2 separate regions of the Homo sapiens genome follow, and region 2 is linked to region 1. Evidence: chromatin loops called from intact Hi-C (ENCODE). Cell type or tissue: PC-9. All regions are shown on one strand. Links, peaks and the distances in the headings refer to the core of each region. The heading gives the core; the rest is flanking DNA. Region 1 overlaps HPSE2 (heparanase 2 (inactive)). Region 2 overlaps CRTAC1 (cartilage acidic protein 1).

Region 1 (10,998 bases), core at 1,042-9,041:
TCTCTACCCTACCTACATTCTTTCTATGAACTTCTGTATCTCCACTTGGCTGTCCACAGGAATTTCAAAGTCACTAGGTCCAAATTCAAAATCTTCTCCTCAAACTCTGTCCTTATCTCTGCTTTTTTTTTTTTTTTATCTTTGTGATGGTACCGCCATTTATCCAATTACTGTACCCAGAAAGCTTGGAGTCTTCTGAGACTTCTCCCCCAATTCCCTTGTGTAGGGTAGCCAAGTCAAAATAATTCGACCTTATAGTGTTTTTCAAATCTGCTCCTTTTCCTCCATCCACTGCTATCTTTTTAGTTCAGAACTTGCCTCCTAACCTATCTCTGTGCCACATTGCTGACAGTTATCTGTTGTCACTGCACCGCTTCAAACTTGCCAACACTCCCCTTCCCTTACACTTTATTGTGAACAATGACACCCAGCTCCAGCTACCTCTCCAGTCTCAGATCCCGCCAGTCCCCCCTCCAACGCTCACTGTGGATCGCAGACCTCTGGGAGTGGGCATTGGTAGGGGGTTGCCAGTTATTGTAAGAATTTCATTAATATATGCATACACAAAGATGACGAATGAAAAAATAATGTCTTTCACAGAGATGAGGTAAATATTTCTCAATGAAAATGTAAGTAGATATTGTTGGGATTGAAATACACAAGTTAATTCAAAAGTATAGTAGGCTGGGTGTGGTGGCTCATGCCTGTAATCCCAGCACTTTGGGAGGCTGAGGCAGGAGGATCACTTGAGTCCAGGAATTTGAGACCAGCCTGGGCAACATAGTGAGACCCCCATCTCTACAAAAAAATAAACAAAATTAGATGGGTGTGGTGGCACATGCCTGTAGTCCCAACTACTTGGGAGGCTGAGGTGGGAGGATTGCTTGAGCCCAGGACATTGAGACTGCAGTAAGCTGAGACTGTGCCACTACACACCAGTCTGGGTGACACAGTGAGACCCTGTCTCCAAAATAACAAAAAGGTAGAAAACATTTTTCAGGCCGAGTGCGGTGGTTCACGCCTGTAATCCCAGCACTTTGGGAGGCCAAGGTGGGTGGATCACGAGGTCAGGAGTTTGAGACCAGCCAGACCAACATGGTGAAACCCTGTCTCTACTAAAAATACAAAAATTAGCCAGGTGTGGTGGCGCACACCTGTAATCCCAGCTACTCAGGAGGCTGATGCAGAAGAATTGCTTGAATCCGGGATGCAGAGGTTGCAGTGAGCCAGACTGCACCACTGCACTCCAGCCTGGGCAACAGTGCGAGACTCTGTCTCAAAAAAACACAAAAAAAGAAAGAAAATATTTTTCAAAAGTAAATGCTAGTCAGCAGTTTTGGGATTAAAACATAAGTTCATTTAAAACTGTTCTTCAATTCCCAATAGATTTTTTTTGGGGGAGGGAGGTATCATGTACTTTTTAAGGAATAGATTTTGAAAGGACAATTACTATAATGTGGAAGACCGTGACATTTGTTGACATTTAAAAGGAACCCACATGCTTGAAGAGGCCAAGCCCCCGTGCCCTAGCATGACCAAATAAAATGACTTGCAGTTTTGCTTCCGAGTCATATCATTCTGTGCGGTGCTCCCTCCAGCTGTCTTCCTCTGCCAGACTAACTGCAATGGATCCTTGCAGCGTCTGTGTAGGTGTTGCCTCCTCTGGAGAACCTTCTCTGACCCCTAGGTTGGGTTTGGAGCCCCACTTCTGGACTCTCTTAGCACCCAAAGTTATTTCTAACTGTGGCCCTTATTGTAGTGAGTTACTTGTTTGATCCCTCACTGGGCTATGAATCCTCAATGCCTAAAGAGGTGCTTGGCACAGAGTAGGGGCTAAATATTTTCTGAGCAAGTGAATGGGCTTTTGAGGCTCTTTTGCATTATTTCTGATCTTCCTGGATTGAGTTTCTCCAGCTCTAAAGAGGCTCCCTGGAGGTTTGCTGAGTGTGTTTACAGATTTCATTAATGCGCCAATTACTATTGCTCTTGTTGGCTTGTGGAGATGTTAGATAAGATCTGAATTATCACTGATTCTCTCAGCCACTCACTAGATACCTCATTCCAACCTGACATAAGACCATTGATCATTGCTAGTGTTTTCCATCCTTAAAAAAGATCTATGCGACCATCTCTTAGCTAAGTGAGCATAAGTTAATTTTGTGAATAAGGTTTTGTGAGACCTTGAGTCCTCATACATCCTTATCCACAAAGTCCCTTCATTATAAAGATGGGCCATGTGCTTTATCACTTCCATTCTATTCTTCCTGCCTATATTTTTCTTTTAATATTTATCTTGTTACCCAGCAGTCATATCATGCTAAATATAACAATAATCTTTCATTTAGATACATTGAACAGCTTGTAAGCTTGTAAACATAATCACATTAATGATAAAATTCACCAATTATGCAGCACTATTTATGCAAAAGGCACTATGCTATGATTTATTTTGACTATCTCATTTAGTCCTTACAACAATTGAGGCAGGTGTTAGCATTCCTGTATTACAGATGAGCAAATCAAAGTTTAGAGGGGTCTAAAACTCACCTAAGCCATACAGCCAATGAGTGGTAGAGCTGAGATTTGCACTGACGCCCTTAACCATAGCCCTATCTGGCCTCCCTTGTCACATGTGATTGCTAAAGAGCCCCAGGAGATACATAGGCCAGTATTACTATTATTGTAACTTTACTATGGGGACAAGGTTAGACAGGTTAAGTGGTCTGGGCAAGGTCATGTGGCTAATAAGTGGCTAAGCTAGGTCTCAAATTCTGGCTTCCTGACCACCTCTTTCTACTATTTCATGTTGTTTCTCCAATTCCAGCTGGTGTTCACCAGGATTATGTTTCTTTCTTTGAAAACCGTCCTTATCATATTTTCATCATATTCTGAGACCTCCTAAATGGCTCGTGACTTTTTAAATCAAATGCTGAATGATCCAGCCTAGGTTGAACTATTTCTCTTAATTCCCTAGCTTGCCTGAACTGCTGAGGGTATTTAAATTATCCAAATATTAGGACAACTGCATTTTATCACCATCTGTTTTTACAAAGTCTGAGTTATTTTCCAATCCCTACACTTGTTTTATTAATTTTGAATGTTATTTAAAATGGGATTCAAAGTGTCAGTTTGGAGTCAAGCCCTCTGCTCCCCAGGTCTCCATGGGAGCCCCTTGGCCTGGTCACTCCCCCGCTACCCTCCGCCCACCTGTCTACAGTCTCTGGTCTTCATGTCTTATCACTGTTCTCGATAGCCATGGATATTTAAGCAAGGTTTCAACTGTTCTGAGGTGTCAGGGAAGTAAGTCAGGGAGCATGTCCTTTTTAAAGCTTGAAGATAATTTTCTGGACTACAGTCTGGCAAGAGGGGATCTTTAGTGGGGAATTATGTGTTTTATCAGGAGCAGCCTTGGGAGCTGGTGTGTAGTTCAGGCTGGCATAGCATATTTTGGGGCCTTGAGTGGGAGGTGAAGGGACTTAAAGAAAATTGGTTCTGGCCAGGTGCGGTGGCTCACGCCTGTAATCCCAGCACTTTGGGAGGCCGAGGCAGGCGGATCACAAAGTCAGGAGTTCGAGACCAGCCTGGTCAACATGGTGAAACCCTGGCTCTACTAAAAATACAAAAATTAACGGGCGTGGTGGTAGGTGCCTGTAATCCCAGCTACTCAGGAGGCTGAGGCAGGAGAATCGCTTGAACTCGGGAGGTGGAGGTTGCAGTGAGCCGAGATTGCACCACTGCACTCCAGCATAGGTGACAGAGTGAGACTCCGTCTCAAAAAAAAAAAAAAAAAGAAAAGAAAATCAGTTCTGCCTCACCCACCTTCAGAACATTTGCCTTCTCTGAGACTAGTTTCTCCATCTGTAAGGTGAGGGGTGATAGATCAGATGAACCCTAAGATCCCTTCTGGCTTAACCGTTTTTCAGTTGGGTTGCCTATGACTAACAGCTAGCCTAAGGCAAAGTTTTATGCCAAGCCCAGAGTGATCCTGCATAAACAGAAATCTGACCATGATATTGACCTGTCTAAATATTCAGTGGCTTCCCGCTGATCTTAGAACATTGTCTGAAGTCCCCATGCACAGGCCCTATTATCTACTTCTCCAACCGCCAAGAGGCTCACTCTAGCTCCCGCCCCTTCCAGCTCCCTTCCACCCCCACCTCCTTTCATTCTTTACGGCCATTTATCTAATCGCGGCCTAAGCACAGGGGTTTTGCACACGGTTTCCTTCTACCCGGACCTTTCTCCATATGCCCTCCTCCTCCCTTCCAGCTTCCTTCTCCTGGCTAACTCTTACTTGTCCTTCAAGTCAGGGGTGCTCCCACAGGACCCAGTACTTCTTGGATCTCAGCTCCTGTCACACAGTATTGTGACCGCTGAGCTGACTGCTTGTCAGTCTCTCCACTAGATTGGAAGCCCATGTGTCTTACTCATCCGTCACTCTTCTGTCCGCCCACTCACACAGGAGGCGTCAATAAAAGACACATTGGATATAAACACGTGGGCAAAAGAACTACTACCTAGAAGGAAAGACTCTGGACAGGAAGGCCAGAAACCCGTTTTAGTCCAGGCTTGGGACATGAAATGTGCAGGTCTAGGTATGTGACCAGCCGCTTCTGGTCTCAGTTTCTGGATTGTTAAATGATGAGAGAGAGGGAGAGAGGGAAGGGGGAGAGAAAGGAGGAGGGGCAGGGGAGAGATAAGTCCGACTGTGTGTTTGTATGGGCCTGCGCTTGAGTTATCAGCTCCCTTTCCTCCAGTGTGCTTTCCTAGGGGCCACTAGAGGTCACTCTTGTCCTACACAATGGTGCCAGGACAGTCTGACTTCGGGGTGGCACCCAGGAAGCCGGAATGCGTCCGCCTGCCTCCAAATCCCGCACTCCAGTCTCAGGAAGGCCGGGAGATGTGCCCTGCGCTTGGCCTCCCGGAGGAACAAATCACAGAATCAATCAAATCCCAACCAGAACTTCGTTGCGGTCCCGTTGGCAAGGGTCCCACCTGGAATGTGGCCTAATATTAAGGAAACGTGCGAAACGGGACTGCAATTCCTGCAGGGGTGCCGGCTTCCCGGCCAGCGTGCAGAGAACGGGGGGTCCCAGGGCAGGTGCGGGGTCTGCGGCGCCCGCCACGACTCGGCGCTGGGCTCTCCCGGGCTCCGGGTCCCCGGCTGCCCCCGGCCGCCAGTCGGGTCGGCCCCGCACCTGTTTGTGCTTTGCAGGCTCCCGGCCCCCTCGCTGAGCGAGGAAGCTGGTATGTGCAGCTGCCCTGCCCTTCTCCAGGTCAGGGGCAGGTTAGAGTCCCGAGGAGGCCCAGTCAGGTTTGAGGACAGAGGGGCTTTGCTTCCCTTTCCTGCTCGGTGGGGAGACGGTGCATCTGGGGCAGCTTGAACAGGAAGTTCGTCTGAAATTGCCTTGAGTGATGGCTACCACGCTGAGGAAGGCTGCTCAGAAGTGGCCCCTGCAGGTGGTGTCGCCTGGTACCCCATGTCCGGCTGGAGGAAAGGCTCTAAGACCGTCATGACCCTCTCTGGGGTGCTCCCACTCCTCAGGAGTCACGGGGGCAATTACTTCAAGTGTGTCCTGAACTTTTCTTCTATGTGCTTTTTGCTCTACCTGGAATCCGGTGGAATCTCTCAAAAGCCTGTTCTTCCCTCCAGGCCCTGTCAGAGGTAGCCTCCTGCTTGGGACCTCACCTGATAACAAGCTGGGAGAGCGGCACATTATCTGCATCTCCCTTTTAGCGTCCCTCTCAGGCTTATTTTATCTGTGTGCTTGGGTCATTTTGTCTGCTACTGACTTTTCATTTCTCAATTTTCAATAGTATGCGGCTCAGTGCCTTTTTGTCCATGATAGCTGTTTAGTTAATACTTGTTGAGTTCTGCTCAATCAACTGCTCTAGGAGTCATGCCTGGCTGTATGTTCCAATCTCTTCCTCTACTGTTGTTAACAGAGAGGACTGTAAGGGATAGAGAGAGAAAATGGGGAAAATAGTATCCTGTTCCCTTGCCCTTCCAACAGCCCATACCCTATTTGGAGTTCCTTGTCCCTAAGACATTTTGAGGCTGAGAAGTTTATTTGCCCTCCATCCTACCCTCTGAGGGACACGCTGAAATGGTGAGCAGTTTTGATCTAGCTTCTGTATCACTGACCAGAGAAAATACCAGGACCCTTTATACAAGGAGAGCTGGGGGTTTTGTAGGCAAGTTGTTAGGGATATAGGCTTTTCCTGGATGTAGTGTGGTTTGGGGGTCAGGATTTGATCTGTATTCTATCCAAGTCTGTGTAATAGTGATCCAATCCATAATGGACTCTACCATGTGCTTCTAATGGCTTAAAATAATTTAGCACACTTGGCAGACAAGATGAGAGCCTGACTAAGGAACCTGGATTTATACTGATATTGTTAACTCCCAGCAGATGAGGGAATCATCTGGGGGAAGTTTGGAAAGAAAATCTGATCCTGCAGCCATCTCAAAGCTCCATGTCATAGGCATATCACACTCAAACCACAGGACACAATAGGAACCAGCTATAAAAACCATGGAGACTTCAGCATGTGGTTAACTATGTCCCCCTACCACTGTAAAGAATTGGTGCCATCATCATCAACATTTACAAGTAGTGTTTAAGGGGCATTATTCATAGTTCCATCGTTCTTTTCATTGTACCAATTAAATTACAATAGACTTACTCCTTGTCTTCTAAGAAAACACTGAAATATGCAAATGTCTGAGCAGACACACCATATAAAGATATTACACAAAGAGCAGGAAGGGAGGAAAATCAGACTTAGCCTGGATTTCAAGGCCTTCTGCAGTCTGGGCTTATTATGTGTTTGTGGCCTTTCCCTTTGCCCCACAAAGCATCCTGTATTCCAGTCACATGAGATGATTTGCCACCTCCCAAACAAAATGAGCCTTGAACTTCTGTACTTCCAAACCCTTAGTGATCTCATCCTGTTGCTGGAAGTTGCCTTTCCTACAGCCTTTCCTAGAAGTATGGCACATCCTTCCAGCTCCAGCTCCACGGCCTTCAGCCCTGAGACTTTTCAGATTCCCAAGTCAGAATTCATCTCTCTCTTTCTCATAATCCCATCTCCTATATTTACCCTTAGGTGGTCTGTTTTGTCTCTGAGTTACGGTAGCCTCTGTGGAGAGGGACCAGGTTTCCCCAGTCCTAATTGTGTGGAGCTGGAGGAGAGAATGTGGGGCTACAAAGCATCCCCTTTACAGCAGTCTACAGGTGGAGTGAAGACAGGTAGGAAGGCAGGTGTGTGTGTGTGTGTGTGTGTGTATGCACACATGTTAACACACGTTTTAAACATAACATGTTTAGTTATGTTTAACACACATGTTAAGGTGATAAATACCTGTTTTATTAACTTTTGACAAAGTATTCCCCATGACATCAGGTGTACTGGTATAATCTCAAAAGGGAAAAAAGATGTCTCAGGTGGTACAGGCTCTGTTCCAGATCCCACAGATATCCAAGTGCAAAGTGTGGGGTGACTCTGAATCATTGTTGCAAGGGTAAGCAGGGAAGGCTAGTCTGCACGGGTATTGCTGGTGTTTGGCAGTGGGTCCACAGTTTAATGCTCCAGGCCCCTTGTCTGGAATGAGCCCACATCCTGCCCTGGGCTTCCTGATGCTTAGCAGCCAAAGAAACACCAATTCAGGGCCCAGGCCCCACTATAGGGATAAGCTGGATTAGAACTTTCAGTTCCTTAAGGCTTACATTTCTTCATCACAGCCTCTGGAAGGTGCAGGGGAAGAAGAAGACGAGGGCCATTTCTTCTCAGTCAGCCAGAACTGCCCACATATTCTGCTGCTCTCTCACTTTAGAATCAACTGTTTAGAAATATGTTAGCTCTACCCTAACTTGCCCATTTACAGGTGTTTCGTCTAGGTCATCTGGGACAGAATGGAAATCCCTGCCTACAACGAGGGTCCCTAAGTGAGTGGAGGTGAAGAGGGGATACCACAGCCTTAATGGACAGCTACGCAGAGAGTTTCCAGCTGCTGGGAGTGAACTGGAGGAAAATATATTCTGGATCTGAGAACAAACAAAAAACTCTCGGAAAATAACAGTGAAAAGCCTAGATTCCTAAACATCTTGGTTTAAAATGTCAAGTCGCTGTAAAACATAAAAGCATTTCATAATCCTCTAATCGGCACAGTGATCTCCACATTAGTAATCTGGGAGTTAAAACAAAACAAACAATAAAACCTTTGAGAAGCCAGCACTCATCCTTCCACTCAGTCACAGAGAACTCCCAGGGGCTCATGGCATGTTCACACCTTTGGCAAAATGGCATAGCGCCTGAATGAAGAATCTAATCTGGGAAAAATCGAAGATACAAATCATCTGGGATCTTGTTCTAGAAGTTTATAGTGGGACAGTGGTTCTCAACCTTGACCACATATTTGAATCACCTGGGGAGCTTTAACAAATACTGGTGCCTTGGTCCCAACCCAAAGATTTTGGTTTAATTGGCTGGGGTGTGGCTTGGGCATTGGGGTTTCTAAAGCTCCCCAGGTAGTTGGAAGTGCAGCCAAGGTTGAACACCACGGGTAGAAGAAGGGGCGGGGATATGTTTGTAGCTGGGGGTGGAGGGGACTCAGATATCTTTCTAACTGTTACATTCTGAATTTATTTCGAATAAAAAGAGATTTTCTTACTTTTTGAGTGCCATGTCAGGAGGCTACATTTTTTTTTAACCTAAAAGGAAGATATGAACTTTCCAAAGACAAGTTTTTTGCTCCATAGACTGAAGGGAGCATTTTTGCTGTTTCACTGGAACTGCTTCGCTGGATGTCTTGCCCCCTCCCGCTTGTACCTTGGTGGGATGATTATGCTCCTCGGTGTGTACCAGGGATGTTCATGTGTAGCACTTTACAGGATGACTTAGGAAACAAATCAGATGAAGCATCAGCGCTGATAGCCAACTCTGTGTTTCTTGAACACTGAAAAGAACAACTTTTTTCTTTTCTTGAAAGTCAGTTTCTATAAAATCATTCAGATTTCTCTCAAGTTCTAGACTGTGTTGCAGAGAGCTCCTTATAGACAAAGAGTGGTTCAAATTCTCTTCAGGCAAGAGGAACTAAGGGAATGAAGAATGTGTCATTCAGTATCCTCACTGTTGTTTTCAGGTATGTATATACTTATTTATGTAGCTAACATTGGTTATAGCTACTATCTCTTAAATTAGCAGAAGGGCTAAAAGAATCCAAACTCCTCTGGGTTTCAATGAGTAAGCTTGCATTAACAAGATTTGTGAGGCTCATTTCTCTACATATTTACTTCTCTTTCTTTTTTTCTATATACTGCCTCAGAACCTTAAGTATAAGTATTTTTATAAATATATATATATACTCTTACATATATATTTATATTTCCGCTTTTTACAGTGTCTATTTCGGCCTTTCTGAACTGGGGCACTAACCTGAATGCTAGTGTTTAGAGTAAGTACCACTTTCCTGTTAACTCACAGCCAGCTCGTAAATCTCCCTGATCCCAGGCACTTTCTTGCCATTCGGTGCTCTCAGCCTCTGCAGCTTGTCTTTCCTGCTGAGGGGCTCTGAATGGCCTTTCAAAAGGGCTGCAGCTGATGTGGTTGATCTGCACCAGGGGGGCCTTTTGCTCCAGGTCAAAGATGTCTGATTCTAAGTCTTGCTTTGTAAAAAATTATCCTATTTTTTCCTGATATTTTAACATCTGAAGCCCTGCAGGGGTTAACAGCTTTCCTCACATGGTCTTAGCCTGAACGTTATAGGCACTGAGGCTCCTTACCTTTCACCATGCATCAAAACAGATTCCGAGTGAATCAAAGAAATGAATACAAGTGAAACAAAAAAGAATCTGGAAGAAAATAAAGATGCATATTGATCTGATTTCAAGAATGTAAATTCATACACATATAAGTAGAATGGAAGAAAGGTAAACATATTTAACTATATAAAAGGGAATATTTCTGTATGTCAAGATAATACTCTAATAGTTAGAAAAATAGCAAATAAAATACTAGAGAAAATATTTCAATACATAGATAGCAATGGAGGAAATTGCCTTATACCTGTATTAGAGCAAACTTAATAAAACAGACTAATACCCCAACAGAAAAATAGCAAAGGACATAGAAAATTCATAAAAGCAATACAATACTAACATATGAAAAATCTTCAGGCTCATTAATGCTCAAAGAATAGAAATTAACATAAGAATACTTTTTTTATTATGGAGTTGGCAAAGATGTAAAAAATGTTACTATATTGTGTTAGTGAGGTGAATTGTAATAACAAAATGTTCATATTTCCTCCTCCATCTCAGACCTCTTCAACTAAGTTTGGATGAGGTAAGAAAATTGAAAGGTGGTCAGGCGCGGTGGCTCATGTCTATAGTCCTAGCACTCTGGGAGGCCGAGATGGGTGGATCACCTGAGGTCAGGAGTTTGAGACCAGCCTGACCAACATGGTGAAACCCCGTCTCTACTAAAAATACAAAAATTAGCCAGTTTTGGTGACACGCACCTGTAGTCCCAGCTACTCAGGAGGCTGAGGCAGGAGAATCCCTTGAACCAGGGAGGTGGAGGTTGCAGTGAGCCGAGATTGCACCACTGCGCTCCAGCCTGGGTGACAGAGTGAGACTCTGTCTCAAAAAAAAAAAAAAAAAAAAGAAGGCAGAAAAAGAGAAAGAGAGAGAGAGAAAGAAAGAAAGAGAGGAAGAGAAAATTGAAAGGTTAATCCTGTGAGATAAAATTCTAAAACTCAGTGGATTCTAAGGTGAGCAATCTGAACACCAGGTCATTTGAGGAATGGTTGAAGGATCTGAGAGTGTTTAGCTTGGAGACTAGAGCTTTTAGGGTAGATATATAGAAAAATTGATAAAGAAGAAGATATAGATTTTCTCTTCTTACTTTTTCCAAAGCAAGAGTAGAAAGGGCAAGAAAACACCTTTGGCCTAATACATGGAGGCTCTTTCCTACAATCAGAGCTGTCTAGTCCTA
Region 2 (10,998 bases), core at 2,118-10,117, 550 kb before region 1:
TTATGGAGCATCCATATGACAAACCATTCTGCAGTAAAAAGACTGCATAGATCCATATGGATTGACTTGGAGGAGTGCCTGTGATATATGGTTGAAAGAATCAGCAATTCACCAAGTAATGGTATTGTGAGATCTTGCTTTTATTTTTTAAAATAGGAAAATACATGCTAGTTCTGAATACACATGTTTGTGCAGAGTTATTCAGTTCGGAGAAAAGTGGGAAAGGCCGCACCCCAAGCTGTGAACACTGGCTACCTTCCTTGATGGGGTAGGATGTGGGGAAGGAAAGAGAAACGATAGTTGGCCTTTTTTCTTTGAATGTCTTTGTAGTGTTTGACTTGTTGCAATAAGAACTGCTTCTGTAGTTTGAAAGGAAGAAATCCAATAAAGTATATATGTTTTTTAAAACGGAAAGAAATCAAGCCAGCTCCACATTGGGCTTTGAAGTCTCTAAGATCAAATCTGAGCTATCCACGTCAAGAAGTCTAACCTTAATACGTCCTGAACAAACCACCCCCACCCAGTGGGTTTCAAATGAAGACTCTCTGCTTGCCAGGCCCCACCTCCAGCTCCCAGGAACACAAATCTGCCCTGAGAAAGCCTTCCCTCAGCCACGCCCCCAAACGCTGGAAATACTGTGCAGAAAATGGCCCGACCAGGATCAAGACACGGCTTCTAGCCCCAGCCTGGCTTCTAACAAGCTCTGTGACCCTGGGCAATTTACGTTACCCTTGAGCCTCAGTTTCCTCATTTGTAAAATGGGGGAGAGTCCGACCTGCTTTTTCTACTTTGGGGTTTTGAGAGGACCAAATGAGGTAAGATGCACCTGTCAGAATGACCATTATCAAAAATATGAAAGACTACATGTGTTGGCAAGGGTGTAGAGAAAAGGGTACCCTTGTATACTGTTGGTGGGAATGTAAATGAGTACAGACATTATAAAAAACAGTATAAGGCTCCTTAAAAATTAAAAATAGAACTGCCATATGATCCAGCAATCCCACTACTAGGTATATATATCCAAAGGAAATGAAATCAGTGTGTTGAAGAGATACCTGCACTCTGAGGTTCACTGCAGCATTATTCACAATAGCCAAGATATGGAATGAAGATACGAAGTGTCCATCAATGGATGAATACATAAAGAAAACGTGATATATATACATAATAGAGTATTACTCAGCCTTAAAGAAGAAAATCCTGTCATTTGTGACAACGTGGATGAACCTGGAGGACATTATGCTAAGTGAAATAAGCCAGGCACAGAGAAGCAAATACCACATGATCTCACTTATATGTGGAATCTAAAAAAGTTGAACTCATAGAAGAAGAGAGTAGAATAGTGTTTACTAGGGGCTAGGGGTAGGGGTGTTGGGGAAATGTTGGTCAAAGGATACAACACTTCAGTTTAACGGGAGGAATAAGTTCAAGAGATCCATTGTACAACATGGTGACTTTAGTTAATAAGAATGCACTATATACTTGAACTTGCTAAGAGAGTAGATTTTAAGTGTTGTCACCCCCAAAAAAGTATGTGAGATAATGCATATGTTGATTAGCTCGACTTAGCCATTCCACAATGTCTACATTATTTCAAAACATCATGTTGTACGATGAGCTGTATGAAAGGGCTCTGTGGACGCTGCAGCCTTGCTGCTCAGAGCCAGGTCTGAGAAGCAGTTGCAGGAATGTCACCTGGGAGCTTGCTAGAATTGCAGAATCTCAGGCCCCTAATGAAATCAGAACCTGCATTCTAACAAGACCCCTGGGTGGTTTATGTGCGCATTAAAGTTTGAAAAGTACTGCTCTAAAGGGTTGTTTACTATAATAAGAAGAGTTATCAGAGCACTCCAGAAGAACTTGATTTTTAAAAAAATAAACGAAAGCTCAAGTACACCTGTGTAAAGAAAGGCCAGGCCCGCCTCTGGATGGGGCAGAGGTTTCCCCAAAGTGACCATGCTTATTTGAGACAGGGGTTCTCTTGGTCTCTAGGTGCCTCCCATCCTCTGAGAGATGCCCCCAGGGGAAATCATGGGGCCTTTTTCGCCTATGCAAATGGAGCCTGCCCACCAGAGCTGGCATTTGAGGCCAGGGAGATGAGGTGGGGCGATGGCACTGCCACTCTTATTGCGCTCATAGTTAACACATTCTGGGCTGGATGCCTCCCAGATTCCTCCCAGATAATCTCATTAGCTGCCAAAGAGAGCCCAAGCCGCATGAAAATGAAGCCACTGAATTCACATTGCTCCTCTGGAATGTCCTCCAAGACACAGCATCCACTCTTCATGATGGGAGCTATGGAGTGGCATGGGTGGCTTCCAGAGGCCTGTCCTAAAGCCAGCAGGAAAGGATGTGGGGTCACAACCTGGGCACCACCTCTGCCCATTAAAAGAGGTGCCACTAAGTGGTTGCTGGCAGCTGTCCCTGCCCTGGTCTTACCAGCTTCTCTGAGAATCCCTCAGCCCTGCCCGGGCCCCTGGAAATTCCAGGTGGGACTCAGGCACTTGCCTCCACGCAGCTCCATCCTTCTTCCTCCGCTTCCACATCCTCCAATTTCCTCTCTGCCTCTGGCTCCCAAGCTGTGACACATTCCCTTCATTTTCTACAAAGCAGGTTATTTCCCTTTTGGACAAATTTCTAAATCTTTCTAATTAACTAATTGGGTTGGGTTGAAGCCTTGTACCATTTGTAACCTGTAATTACTAGAAAATTGCCATGGTAACCACACTACTAATTAGCCACAATTTATTGCCATGGCAACCGGACCATAACAGAGATGTTACCCACACCTCCTTCTCGGCAAGTTGGCTGCATAGTTGGGGAGCAGGTGAGTCGACAGTCAGGAAGCTGGCCTCCTGGGTGCCAGCCCCAGCAGCTTTACAATGGGGGCCCAACGGGGGGCTGAGGTGGGGCAGCCAGGTACCTGCACCCCTCACTGATGCCATAGGGAAACGACTCCCAGGTCGACAAGCAAATCTTCTTCAAACCAATAGAATCCACCCATCATTATGTAGGCTGCCATGCCTATGCTCTGCCAGGCCAATGTCAAAGGCCAATTATTCAGCAAATGTCTTCTACCAGGGCTTTCCCCTCCTCTCCTCTCTCCTTTGTCACACCCTCCCTCTCCTCCATCTCTTAAGGTTTAGTACACACCAAATTCGGTCACCCAGGGGGCAGTTAGGAACATCTTTATTTAGCTTTGGAGAATGATGTTCTAACAGGGAATTAACTCCACCTTGCATCAATTAATTCTTTTATAATTTGAGGCCAGCGCATTCTCTCGGAGCTGGAGAGGCAGTGCTGGTTGTGGGAGACACCACGGCACCGGGGGTCAGAAAGTCCAAGTTTGAGCTGTGTGACCTTGGGCTCATCACTGAACCTTCCTGGGCTTCTGTTTTCTCAGCTAGAACATAAGAGTGATAATAATAATGGCTCCTTCTCGGGGCTGTCATAAATATTAAGTGAGCTGGTTTTTGGAAGGTGCCTTGGAAAATGTCAGGTGCCACACAGTCATTAGCTGGGACTATTTACCACCTGCTGGGTGAATAATATCCCTTTATTTTTTCCCAGCACTTTCAGGCTTCAAAGACCTCCTTGTTCTGCTGTTGGGGTGTGACTGCTCCTCCCTGCCCATCCCTGCTGAAGGCTTCTGCTCACCCTGCCCATCAGGCTGGGTAGGGGCTGGAGTTAGAGGGGAAAATGCCCCTTGGAGGTCCCCATTTCCCCTAGCCACATTCTGGCACTCTGATGATCTGTTCATTGGGCCCAACCCCCAAAGGGCAGCCTTGGTTGTCCTCAAGAACCATCCCTTTACCTCTGAGCCCTGGCACGCTGGCAATGCAGACCCAAGTACAAGTCGGGTGCAGACAATCCATCTCTCAGACTGCATCTGGGCCAGCCCTCAGGGACTGGGGGGTGAGACAGGGAAAGATGGTGGGGAGGGAGGGTGTGCATGCAGCTGAACTTCTCCAAGCTGTGGGTCTGAGGACCCAGGGATGAGGCAGCACAAGGATTCGTGGTGCTAAGGTAAAGCCTCTTGCTTCCTGCCTGGCCTCTGCACCTCCCCTCCTTCAGGATCACGGGAAGCATGCTCTCCAGGCCTCAGTTTCCTTCCTGTAAAGTGGGTGGGAATTGAGAAGATCTCCAAGATTGCTACTAGCTTACTTTGCAATGAATGCATCCTCCAGGGTGGACACAGGATAAGCATGTTGGGGGCTGATTCCTGTGCCCATCTAGCCCTGCACCCTCTGCATCAGCAGAGACTCTGAGGTGAGGCCCCTCGGCCAGGGAACTTGGCCATCTGCTGAGACCTTAATAGAAACAGGATTCTGGTGAATGCCATGATTCGCAGGCTGCCAAGAGCATCCAAGATATTGTAAATGAGTAGGGCAGAAATGCTGGAAACGTGGTGCAGGAATGGGCACAGAGAGAGAGAGAGAGAGAGAGTGTGTGTGTGTGTAAACATGCTGGAAAATGGGATGTGAGGATCAAGTGCAGGATGGTAACAGGGTCTCTCATCCTAAATTTCCTGAAAAATTATAAGACAAGATAACTGTGTAGGTGCTGGTGTTGCCACTCCCAAGCCTTCTGGGAGCCTTCAGAGCCTGGGCAGGACTTGACTGTGTGGCGGGTATTAGACAAGGATACACCCCCGCTCATCCTTCCTGCCCTGTCTCTGCAGAATGTTAAGGCAAGGGGTGGGGCAGCAGGACAGGCCCCATCATTTGTTTCCTCTTGACAGAGGAGGGATTTGCACTGGCAAAGCCTGGGGGTGTAGCCTAGGGGTATAACCCAGAGAGGCTAGCCACAGGCTTGACATTTCTTTAAAATCTCTTGTGTTGAGAAAAATGCACACAAAAATTACATTTCAATTCTATAACATATCTGTGTTTGTTTTAAAAGAAACGCAATGTTCCCCCCGATACTCATCAAATGCATCTGACACCCCAGGGAAAAGGTCTCTGTGTGTCCTGGGCTTTGGGTACCCCTAGCAGGCCCGTGCTGCACTTCCTGGGGGTCCCGGGCCCTGGCTGGGGAGCCTGTCACTCCAGCCCTGCCTGGTCCCTGGCTGTCAGATCTGGCTTCACTCCCGATGAAAGGCCAGCGCCCACCTGGGAAGCTAGGAGGCCCCTTGGCCCCCACTCTGTAGCCCCTGGTTGAGCTCACTGGTGAGGATCTGCCAGAAGGCCTCAGCTGGGCTTTAGGCATCTCCGTCTCCTTCAATAATGACTTCCTATAAATCAGATCTGCCCTCCGCTTTGTTCCATACTGCTCCCAGCCAACAGCAAAACTCCCCACCTGACATCATAAATCCACCTTCATTTTCTTTCCGAATTTCTTTTAAGGCTTCTTTAATCACCACCTTGCAGCCTGGACAGATGCTGCCTCAAAGGGTGAGGCCAAAATGCAGAGTTCCTGGGGAGGAGGCGAGGCCTAGGGGAGGCAGGGCAGGCAGGAAGGAGAGCAGAGAGATGGACCCCAGAGGGGATGGGGATGAAGATGCCGCTGGCCATGCCCAGGACTGGAGGTTTGGGGGGACACACAGAGAATGTTTCCCAGGCAGGGGCTGGGCCTGCTTCTCTTGTGCATCCCCCTGTACCTTGCACAGTGCTCCCTGTACCCAGGAGGTGCCCAGCAGAAGGCCCTGGCATCGCTCTGGCAGAGCCTCAGAGTGGAAGGTGTTGGTATTTGCTATACTAGGTGGGCACTGCCCGTGTGCCAGGCCATGTGCCAGCCATGTCCCATGTGCGCCTCCTTTCGTTCTCACAACACTCTCATTTTGAAGATGAGAAAACTGAGGCTGGGAGAATAGTTTGCCCACTACTGCCTAGGCTGTAATGCACAGGGTAGGCTGGACCTGCACCTGTGGCCTGGCTCCAGACCCTGTCCCCTCACCTGCTAGTTCAATGTCCTCAGAAAAGCTGAGGGGCATGCCCAAGGTCACTGGGGCCTGGACCGCGGAGGCAGTGCAGGACTCTTGCCTCTCACCTTCCCCTCCTCTTTTTCCATCTGGTTCCACGCCAGGGCCTTGGCCATGTCCAGAACCCAGTTCCCAGGATTCCCAGGCAGGGCAGCTCCCGGCACTGTCCCGGCTTCAAGAGGCCTCAAGCAGCTGGGGAAGTTGGGGACCAGGGGATGGGAGAGTGGTCTTCCTACTGCCCCAGTCTCTCTCCCAATCTCTCGCTTGGCCACCCTCCCGGGGCCCTCGAGTCCCCCGAGAGCTGGCATGGTGGCCACTAGATGGCACTGTGACCCAGCGGAGCAGCTGCAGCTGCGGAAATGGATAATGTCTAGAGAGGAGGCCTCCCCTCCCCCTCCCGCAGTGCTGAAGGCCGGTACCTGGATAGCACCTTTGCCTAGCCTGCCCTGGGGTGGCTGGACCTCCCCCGCTGTCCTGAACACTCAGCCAGGCAGCTGCTTCAGCCACAACAACCCGGGTGGGGCTGCCTCAAGTCCGGGTGCCAGCCTGGGGCTGTCATCCCAGTGGGTGTGGGCCTCCCCTCACAGCCCCTCCTGTCTTGCAGGCTGGTAGGGTTCTTAAGTTGGAGGTCATCGGAAAGGTCAGCGGGCTGTGGCAGTTTAAGCATCAGGAGGAGATGGGGCTCTAAGTGCTAGCTCTCTACCAACCTCCTGTGTGACCTTGGGCGAGTCCCTTCTCCTCCCTGGATCTCCGTCTGTTCTTTGTAAAATGGGAGGTTCTCCCAGGTCATACAGCTCTCTAGCAGGCAGGTGCTGTGTGGCTTGGCTCCAGGGACCTCCCAGCTCCCTGAGTGCACATCTGGACATGGCCTGCCCCTTCTGCCTGCTTTCCTCCCAGCTTCTCAGGCCCCCTGGCACCACAGTGGTGCTGAGCGCTGGCCACGCGCCCAAAGCCTCAGCCATCAGGCCGGGCTCAGCATGGCGGCCCTTACATTTGGGGTCCATTCCTGGGGCTCGGGGGTGGGGGACACTCCGGGCTAGTTTTCCAGCCAGACGTCCATGTGTCATTAGCTGAGTGACAAGGGGGGCTACAGGGTAGTGTTGGGGGGCTTGGCGGGCAGGGAAAGGGTGGGCTGGAGAAGGCGCGCAGACAGAATAGTAACATGGTGGGCCAAATAGGTTCTTGTCAGCCAAATGGCTTTTGGAAGTCTGCAGAGCTGTTCGAACACGTCCTCTGGGCACGCCAGCTGCCCCAGCCTCCCTCTGTTCCTCCACCAAAGCTGCTGCTTCTTCCTTGAACTGCCCGTCCTTCCAGCCCAGCCGGCACAGTTGGCTGGTGCTTCCATCCCCACTGTGCTCCTCATCTGCCTCCTCTGGGTCTCCTCCTTCCCGCTCCTCGGTTCTGTGCCAGCCCAGCCAGCGTGAACAATGCCCCCTTCATGCTCAAACCCAGCCGCAACCTCCAGATTCTTTTATTCTGTGTCTAGCCTGCTCTCCCAGTCCTTGCCTCCCTTCCACCTTGTCATTTTCAAGTGCTTCATCCCCCCAGTGCACCCCCCTTCCCTTGCAAGATCAAGGCACTTAATTGCCAAGCCAGCCCAGTGCACAGAACTGGCAACTATGCAGAAAAAATTGACTGTACAAATCTAGGCTGAAGCGCCTGCATGTTTATTTCTTTTCCGGGGGAAACATAGTTTATTACTGATACAGCCTTTCCATGGTACCTTCACGCGCGGAGCTCTCAGGCACTTAGATGGGGCTTGAGCTGTGCTAACCATTTTATTGTCTAGTCATTTGTTCCCACAAACTTTGTAAGACAGGTCAACATTAATCTCCCCCTTTCACCAGGGTGAAAAGTGGCTAGGGAAAGGCATTGTAAACTCAGGAGAGGCAGTGACAACCCTTTCTGGGCAGGACTTTGAGATGATGCCACCACCCAGGTGTCTGGAGGCAGGGTGGTACCCCAAAGGACCCCTCAACCATCCTTCCAGCCCCAGGATTCAGACTGAGGGAGGCTGCCACTTTGGAAGCCTCTGCTGCACACGTTGGGATGGGTATGTTGGGAAGGCCGACCAACAAGAGGATCTCTCTGTCCCAAGTGCAGGTCTGGTATGAATGTGGCTTAAGTTCACATGACAAGTTGTTGTGTACAGCTCTGGCTTCCTGATTTTTGGCACCCAAAACAGGAACTGGATTGCTCTGCCATCAGCAGTCTATTGGCAGATTATCAGAGTTTAGTCAGCAGCCGTGCTGGAATTAGAAAAACAGCCTTCCCTAGAAAGATCTCCCTGTCAGAGAGTCTGACAATAGGTCCCCCAACCAGAAAGATGAGGGGAGAGCGTGCCTTCAAAAAAAAGTGCTGGAGAGGTTTTGGAACAAGAACTCAATTCTTTGAGCTCAGTTATCCGAGACGGGACCCAGCTGAAGCCTAGGGATTTAGCACTCAATTCCTGGTTGCTTATGTGTAAGTAAATAATTTCATCTGCGATTTGGCAATAAAGAATGCTTTAAATCTCGGCTTTTGTGATTTGTCAGTTTTCTCCTACAGAACCTGCTCACCCATCATTGAGGTTACCAGAGGCAGTGGGGCAAGAGGTTCCAGGGAGAAAATGATGTGGTGTTCTCACATCCCACTTTCCAGCAAGCCAGATGTCCCCTCTTGGGTACCCCAAAACTCGTACCTGCCAGATATCTCACCAATGCTTGGAGAGGCAGTGTGGGAGAAGCCTTCTGTGGGTGGCAGGATGGAATGGAGCCTTCATCTCCCCTCACCAGGGACATAAGGCCACCCTTTCCTTGTGGTCTCTGATGAATTAGACTCAGCCTTGCAGGGCCCTGGCCCCCAGCCCCAGCCCCTCCAGCATACTACCTCCCATGTCACTCTGCATACCTGTATATTTGCTGACCCCAGCCTCAGCAGCCACATCTCTGAGCGCCAGAATGCCCCGGGAGAGGTCACTGGCCTCAGGGTCCATTTCAATGAGGGCATCAGGGCCCACATTACCGTAGGCGTAATTGGCAATGTAGATAGAGTAGCGTCCAGAGCCCTGAGGAAGAAGGGAAGGGAGAGGTGAGCAGGGCCACCTTGGCTCATCCCAGAAACCGCCCCCTCCCCACCCCAGGTAGGACCATAGCTCTTTCACAGGGTTGGGTTCTTCTCCCCAGGTCTGTTGCAAATGGCCTTGCAGGCTGTGCATGGCGCATTTCCAGAGGGGCTTTTCACAAAGGCTACCATGTGAATGACACTCCCAGGAGTTGTACAACAAAGCAGGCTGCTTTTCCTTCCATCCTGTTCCAGAAGAACACACCCCTCCCTCTCCCCCACAACCACCTTTTTATAGACAATTTTCTAATGTGCCTCCCTCCAGCTGAGCTCTCTCCAGCTGCCAGCCAGGGTAGCTGCTCAATAAATATTTGCTGATTGATTGATCTACCAATTCCCATTATTCTCAGTCTCTCTCTCCCATTCAAGCTCACTCCAGCCAAGATGACAAGCAAATTCCTGAGCCATCTCCCTCCCCCTGTTCCCACCCCGCGCTTCTTCATTCCTCTGTTTTGGTAGCACGAGAGGCACAGATTTGCAGGGGTCCTACTTCCCTCGTCCCTTCCCTTATTTCCCCTGTATTACCAGGAAGAAAGATAATATCACTTCTGTCTTTATAACACTGTCTCAAAGATTTGCTTTTCCCTTTGCATCCAGGAGCAGCCCTGGGCACCAGCTCCTCCGTGCAAGAGTCATTCTCTTCTCTAGTCCAAAACACTGCTGATGAAAGACTCTTCTCTTCTGCCTGTTATTATAATGGTGCTATTTCTTCAATGGATGACTTCTTCCCAAGAGATCCACACACTTTCTAAATCAGTTTTCTGGCTTTTCTCTCATCCTTTTCATCACTTCCCTCCAATTAATTGGACAGTAAATATTTCTTAAGCTCTAACTATGTGCCAAGTGCTGTGTTAAAAATGTACTTAAGACAAAGTCCCTGACCGTAGGTTGCTTGTAGTCTAGTTTGAAAGACAAGCCATAAACCTAAAAGGTCCTAAGAGAAACTGTTGAGCTCACAGCAACAAGACTGGTGGTCCTCTTTCCTTGCTTCAATGTCTCATCCATTGGCACCATGAGCACAATTCTTGTTCCACCTAACTGGTCAGTGACTTTATATCTTTGTGGGTTTTTTGGTGTTTTTTGTTTTTTTTTTTTGGGTCTCACTCTGTTGCCCTGGCTGCAGTACAGTGGTGTGATCTCGGCTCACTGCAGCCTCCACCTCCCAGGTTCAAGCGATTGCCCTGCTTCAGCCTCCCAAGTAGCTGGGATTACAGGCACGCACCACCACTCCTGGCTAATTTTTGTATTTTTTAGTAGAGACAGGGTTTCACCATATTGGTCAGGCTGGTCTCGAACTTCTGACCTCAAGTGATCCACCACCCCCCCCCGCCTCAGCCTCCCAAAGTGCTGGAATTACAGGTGTGAGCCACCGTGCTTGGCCAATCTTTGAAGGGATTATTTTCTTTGAGGAAGCTGATTAAGAGCCACATGAGTCTGTCTGACTGGTGGGTGAGGCCAAGGAGGGAGCTTAGAGTTTCCTGTTAGAGTCTCCTGGGTGACACAGATGTATCAACAATGATACAAGCATATGGCAGAGAACACGTACAGGATTTCCTGGGCACACAGAAGAGGAGCTCCTCACCCAGAGGAAGGGCACCTAACTATGGGAAGTTCTGAAAAACTTTTCTTAAAGGAGTCTCAGTCAGGTGAATTGGAGGGAAAAGAACCTTCCAAGTAGAGATGAGAAAGAGGAGGATGTATGTAGAGAAACTACAGCAGTTAGTTCAATGTTGCTGGAATATAAAATGCAAGGCAGAGAGTGTCAAGGGATGAAGCTGGAGAAGGTGGTAAATTTGTTCCCTACAGATTGCTCTGTTCCTTCTCTTTTGGTTATCTGAGTCTTTATGCTGCTACCCGGAAATCTGTGCTTTACAAATCTTGCTACTCAAAGTGGTCCCTACACCAGTGGCATTGGTGACCTCTGGGATCATGTTTGAAATATAGACCCTCAGCAACCACCCCCTAAGACCTGCTGA

The links. Peaks named below come from ENCODE experiments on the same cell type or tissue, not always from the same donor. Only the 100,000 strongest peaks of a DNase experiment are listed, where the experiment ranks them.
Region 2: it touches region 1 in a loop (5-fold over the local background); 4 of 110 quality-filtered maps call a loop at or near these places.

The regions. Positions count from the first base shown.
Region 1 is chr10:98,462,838-98,473,835 of GRCh38, forward strand. All of the region lies in intron 11 of HPSE2 (heparanase 2 (inactive)), which reads right to left. Among named protein-coding and RNA genes, the nearest start is that of HPS1, 21 kb to the left of the region's middle. RefSeq lists silencers at 5,010-5,059, 5,110-5,209. In PC-9, for the core only: CTCF peaks have their summits at 4,799 (motif pointing right) and 5,000; a DNase peak (open chromatin) is centred at 4,804; H3K4me3 peaks cover 753 bases.
Region 2 is chr10:97,908,691-97,919,688 of GRCh38, forward strand. It overlaps CRTAC1 (cartilage acidic protein 1), which reads right to left. Exons shown (of 15, transcript NM_018058.7): 5 at 8,810-8,966. Among named protein-coding and RNA genes, the nearest start is that of MIR3085, 38 kb to the left of the region's middle. RefSeq lists an enhancer at 5,803-6,379. In PC-9, for the core only: CTCF peaks have their summits at 6,242 (motif pointing right) and 6,441; no DNase peak of the experiment used is centred there; H3K27me3 peaks cover 901 bases.